2 separate regions of the Mus musculus genome follow, and region 2 is linked to region 1. Evidence: chromatin loops called from intact Hi-C (ENCODE). Cell type or tissue: left cerebral cortex. All regions are shown on one strand. Each heading gives the region's core, and the rest is flanking DNA. Links, peaks and the distances in the headings are about the cores only.

What was found. A loop is a pair of places that touch in the nucleus more often than their neighbours do. Peaks named below come from ENCODE experiments on the same cell type or tissue, not always from the same donor. Only the 100,000 strongest peaks of a DNase experiment are listed, where the experiment ranks them.
Region 2: a loop joins it to region 1, with 2.2 times the contacts of the local background. A loop is called at or near these places in 2 of 42 quality-filtered maps.

The regions. Positions count from the first base shown.
Region 1 is chr9:113,520,691-113,523,615 of GRCm38, reverse strand. It overlaps AU023762 (expressed sequence AU023762), which reads left to right. Exons shown (of 5, transcript NR_040760.1): 2 at 1,094-1,205. Among named protein-coding and RNA genes, the nearest start is that of Gm36540, 54 kb to the right of the region's middle. In left cerebral cortex, for the core only: no CTCF peak of the experiment used is centred there; a DNase peak (open chromatin) is centred at 1,805; H3K27ac peaks cover 1,781 bases.
Region 2 is chr9:113,580,770-113,583,694 of GRCm38, reverse strand. The region is part of intron 1 of AU023762 (expressed sequence AU023762); the gene reads left to right. Among named protein-coding and RNA genes, the nearest start is that of AU023762, 4.9 kb to the left of the region's middle. In left cerebral cortex, for the core only: no CTCF peak of the experiment used is centred there; no DNase peak of the experiment used is centred there.

The sequences.
Region 1 (2,925 bases), core at 320-2,819:
TCATTTAAAAAAAATAATTGCTTAGTTCTCAGTGACTCAAACAAGGAACATAAGAGTACCCAGCTTTTGCAAAGAGCTAGGCTTTGCAAATATCGGTTTCCTCTGTCTTTGAGCCTTCCTTCTCTTTCCCAGTGTGCCTTGGTTTAATTCTGCTCTCAGACATTCTTCTCTGACTCAGATTTCAGCCCATCACCAAGAGGAAGAGCTCACCACAGCACATGTTAGGTTGGCTCTGAGTCCTCTAGTGGTGTCACATGGTGACTATCTGATGCTCACAGTATGGCGATGATGATAGCAATGATCACAGCTGTCAAAACTACAGGTCCTGTGGTGGAGCTGTCTTCAGGATAGTATGCTATGGTAGACAGCCCATGCCCCTGACCCTCTGGCTAGAGCCTTGCTTTGGGTTCCCTGACACTAGGAAATCACATAGTGGACACAATGAAACTGGATCAAATCTCTTACAACCCACTGTGTATCTAAATTGCCCTAAGTGGACAAAATGCCAATGAAGAATACTTTGTAATCTTTGTATCTACTGGAATCCTCAAATCATATTCCACATACAACATGTTTTTATTCTGTAAGTAGACAAAGGCAGAGTGAATCAGGAGATTGGGTTCCCAGATCTCCCTAGGCTTAAAACTCTGCCCATATGGAGAGACTAGAGAGATAGCTCAGAAGTTGGAGATAATACATAGGGGACCATTCATGCATAGGACCTGAGTTCAATTCCTACCACCCCCAGTCAGCTCATGACTACCTATGCCTTGAGTCCTATGGAATCTGAGGCCTCTGGCCTCCTTAAACACTTATACTCGTGTGTGTATATAGCCATATACAGGCACATAAAGAGTTTAAAATAAAATAAAAAAAAACCTGTTGTATGGAAACATTGCTACATCCTGTCTAACTTAAGGCAGCTTTTTAATGGTGACTGAAAAACATCAGCTGGCTTGTCATCCCTTGTTTATTGCCCATTTACTCTGTGCTCAGAACAGTAGCTGTGGCTGAGAAATGCCTAAATGTCCTAGGCTGTGGACTTCTGTGGCTTCTCTGGGACAGAAGTTTTCTGTGTGTCTCTCATTTACAGGGCTGACTTCCCACCATACCCCACTGGACATGAGTGAGCAGATGTCCTTCCAGGTATCTAGTGCCCGAGGAGTCATGTGTCACATGCCCAGTGAAAGTTTGGTGACTGAATGGTAAGTGCTCAAAAAACTATCTCCAGGAGGTTGGAGAGAAGGCTCAGTCTTTACAGTGCTTCCTGCACGCGTAAGGGGACCTGAGTTTGGATCCCCAGCAATGAGTGCATGAAGCTGGGCAAGGGCAGTGCCTGTGGTGGGTGGTACAGGAGTGGACAGGACAGACCTTGGAACTCACTGGCCAGCAAGTCTAGTGAATCCCTGAGCTCCAGGTTCCTCGAGAGACCCTATCTCAGAAGATCAGCAATGGAGAACAATTGAAAAAGACACAGAGTATTCACTTCTGGCTTCCACCTGAGTGCATACGTGTGTGCATGCTGCACGCACATGAATACATCCCACATGAATGCAAAACTAACACATATGCATGCTCCTACAGACAACCTGATTTCTAAACACATGGCTTGTCATTTGTGGGCCCAGCAGTAATGGCTTTCTTTGGGAACTTGTGGGTAAGAGGTGGCCCTCGACTGAGCATGCAGAACCAATCTAGATGTGGCTCCCCTTCAGCTGCTTTCTGACCTTAGAAAGTCCTTGGCAGAAACAACTTTCTTTCTGTGAAATGAAAAGGATTGACTCTGTGTTCCTCTTCTGTTTCTTCAAGCTCAAATCCACTCACATTTTAAGGCTATTAATAGAATTTTCAGAACTGTGCAAAGATGTAAAAATGTGTGTTCCCTGAGGGCTGTGGTGGAAGTGAAAGAAAGAGAACCTGGGACATAGAATTCACTTCTGCCTTGCTTAGAAAGGGCTTGTTTTCTTTCCTTATAAAATATAGATAGGAGAGCCTTCTGTCTACTCTGGGGTCCTATGGCAATTAATTAGTTAATGTCTGTGCAGTTCAAAGGGAACAAAAAAACCATCACATGTAATAAGCTGTAGCAATGCTAAGTGTTATTATTTTCCACCCGGATTCTCCCATTATGCTTCAGTTTCATATTACAGTCACCATAACAGCACCAGTTGGGGCTCTTCTGGTTAATTATGCTACTAGTGAAAGGGAAAAGAATTCCCTTTAAAATTTCCGTTTTAGCTCTACTCTGTCTCCAGCTCCTTCTCCTATCTCTCTAGCGCAACATTTTACATGTTAATAACTCAGGGTCAGTAAATATGGCCACTCCTGTTCTTCACTCAGGCCCACTATGATCTGGAGACACCAACATTGTCACAAACGAACAAGTGGTACATACAGACACTTCAGAGCACTCTCCGCTCTACCCTTTAGGGCTTCTTCAAGTGTCTGTGTTTGTGTTTGTGTGTGCGTGTGCACGTGTGTGTGTGTGTGTGTGTGTGTGTGTGTGTGTGTGTGTGAGAGAGAGAGAGAGAGAGAGAGAGAGAGAGAGAGAGAGAGATCCTGCTTCTTCCATGTGGTAGGGTGGGACATGTTTGACAAAGGCAGAAGTTGCATAGTTGTTTTCTCAGGGTTGAGTGTTGTCATGGCTGTCCTGGATCAGAGCAGCCGTGATCACAGGAGACCCTCATGAGACTGGGCCTATGAACACTCACTTATCCATGTGAAGAAATCTAGTATAGCCCTTCAGGATTTCCTGTGATGCTCCCAAATTATGTAAGAAGTCAGTAGCTAACTAGGGTGGTATTTGTTAGTGGTGAAGCTTTTGTGTATCCACATAATTCTGGAAGTAACCCGACTAAACTTGACTCACCAGGCTGGACTTGGGCAGAATACACTCTTTGGTCTGTTGATGTCTTCTATACTTAA
Region 2 (2,925 bases), core at 238-2,737, 60 kb before region 1:
TAAGTCATCTTCTGAGCCCAGCATCTTATTTCTTAAAATACCTACAGTACATCGTTTACGGTTTGAATTGTGTCTTCCTAGATTAAATGAATTTATATTGTGTGGCCATCAACACCATCCTTTCTAGAAACTTTTTTTTTTTTTTTTTGGTAACTTCAGTTATGAAACTCTATGCTCTTCCTCTTCCTGTCCCCCAGCCCTTGGCAACCACTATGGTTTTACCAACGGAGTCATTCAACACATATGGCTTTGTGTCTGACTTATTTCAATTAGTACAGTGATTTTCAGATCCATCAATGATGTAGAATTTGTTAGAACTTCCTTGTTTTCTGTCATCCAGATAGTGAAACCCAGGTTTTCCTCCAGGCAAGGGCTTGGCTGCTGACTGATGTTCTCAGATCCGGATTTTCTTGATAAGGCTGTCTAATAGCAGTGTTTGCTTACACATGCTACACTCAGCTTATCTGTTTGTCTGTGGATGGGCATTTAGGGACTTGCCACCTTTCACCTTGTGATGAATGGTGCTATCCATCCTGCTCTCCAGGTACCTGTTGAAGAGTTTGCTTTTCAGTCTTTTGTGTGTTTATCGAGAAGCAGAGTTGTGAGATCATGTGGTAATTCTACAATAATATTCTGTATCTCTGCGCTTTAATGTCTATGTTTCATTAGTAATTTTACACAGCAATATGTCACATGGTAATTCTGTGTGGCTACAACATTTACATTCCCTGCAGTGACAGTCAAGGATTCTGACTTCTCTACATCCTGGCCACTGTTTGTTATTGTCTTCCTCTGTGTTCTCTATTAGTCTATCTGCTGCCATGGTCTGTCTGTCTGTCTCTTACTTAATATCCAAGTATCTGTGAAGGGGTATCCATGAATCTTTGGCTTGGATTTCCTAATGATTGCCGGTGTACTCAGGTTTCCAAGTGTCTATTTGCATCTCCTTTACAGGGAAATATCTGCTCACAACTTGAGCTTTTTTAAAGACTGTGCTGTTGGGGCCAGAGGTGGAGCTCCATTGTAGAGTGCTTGCCTAGTCTGCAGGAAGCCCTGGGTTTGATCCCAGCACTGCATAAACTGCATGGTGTCACATGTCTGGAACCTTAGTGCTTGGGAGGTGGAGGCAGGAAGATAAGAAGTTCAAAATTATCCTTGGCTATATAACTATTTTGAGGACAGCCTGGGCTACATGAGACTCTGTGTCAAACAACAACAACAACAACAACAACAACAACAACAACAAGTTGTGTGTTTGCTGTTGACCTGTGCGTGTTCATTGTGTTTTGAACACTAGCTTTCTGTCAGTTACGTGACCTGCAAACACTCCCTTGGTTCTGCGGCTGTTCTCACTCACTGTCCATTGATACAGAAAGTTTTAGCTTTGATGAATTGTAAGCTATTTACTTTCCTCTCTCATGGACCATTCGTTTTGTTCCTAGAAAACCATAGCCCAGGCCAGGGCTGAGGGGCTTCACTTCTTTGCTCTGCTCTAAGAATGCCACGCTTGCAACTCTTGTGTTTAGATCTTTGGTTCGCTTGGAGTTAATTTCCTGTATGTGGTAAGGCGAGTGGCTGATTTTAGTCCTTGGATACCTTGGTACTTTTGTCAACAAACATTTGATTAGGGGCTGGAGATGGGGTTCACCAGTGTGTGCTGCACACACAGGCTTTGGGTTCAAGACCCAGGATTGCAAACAAAAACCAAACCAAACCAAACCAACCAAACAAAACCCAACCAAAAACCAAAAACAAAATTAAAAAAAAAAGCCAAACAACCCAGCATTTGTTCATAACATGTAGGGGTTCACTTCTGAGCCCCCTTCTACTGCATTCGCTCAAGCATCCTCTGCGTACCGCGTGTGGATGTTTTGATTACTGTGGACTTGTGGTAAGTTTTGAAATGAGCTTGAGATTTCTAACTTCCTTCTTTTGGAAGATTATTTTGCCTGTTCAGGTCCTCTAGAGAATCCACGCAAGTTTTGCGATGAGGTTCTGTTTTGCTTTCACAAAAGGGGTTACTGGAGTGGGGCACGGTGGCTCAAGCCTATAACTCAGCACTTGGGAGATTGAGGCGGGAAAATTGCTATGAGTTTGAGACCAGCCTTCGCTACGTAGTGAGTTACAGATCAGCCTGGGTTACAGACAAAAACCCTGTCTCAAAAACAAAACAAAATAACAACAAAAATCCCCCATCCTCCTAATCTAAAACAAAAATAAAAGTATTTAATCAATAGGTGCTATATCGACTTTGTAACTTCTTTGGGCATTATCAACATGGTGAAAGTATGAAGTTTTTTTAAAAAACCCATATTCATAGGGTATTTTTCCCATTCATATTTTCTTTAATAACTTTTAATAATGTCTTAGTTCTCACAGTCAAAATCTTCTCCCTACTTGGTTGTTAGTTTGTTATTGAGTCTCTTTATCACCATTATCACCATCATCACCACCATAACCACCACCATCATCATCATCTCCAACACCATCACTGTCACCATCAGAGTAATAGCAGTATGTGTGTTGTGTCAGCATGTGTGTATGTACATGCCTGGTGCTGAGAAGGCCAGAAAAGGGGATTGCATCCACTAGATCAGGAGTTGCAGATTATTGTGAGCTACCATGTGGGTGCTGGGACTTGGACCCAAGCCCTTTGGAAGACCAACCAGTGCTCTTAGCCACTGAGCCGTCTTTCCAGACTTAAAGGTATCATGATTTTTGATGATTTGTAAACAGAAGTATTTCCTAAATTTCCGTTTGTAAGCTTGAATTCCGTCTGGTGATTTGCAATTGTATCAGTTAGAGAGTTCTCTGTTATTAGATATGTTCCAGCAGAGATAAACACTTCCTAAAGGCCCCAAGGGAAAAAACTGGATCGTAAATGGCTCCTTGTAGTTTGTGTGTTGAAAGTTTTGCTCCTTGTTG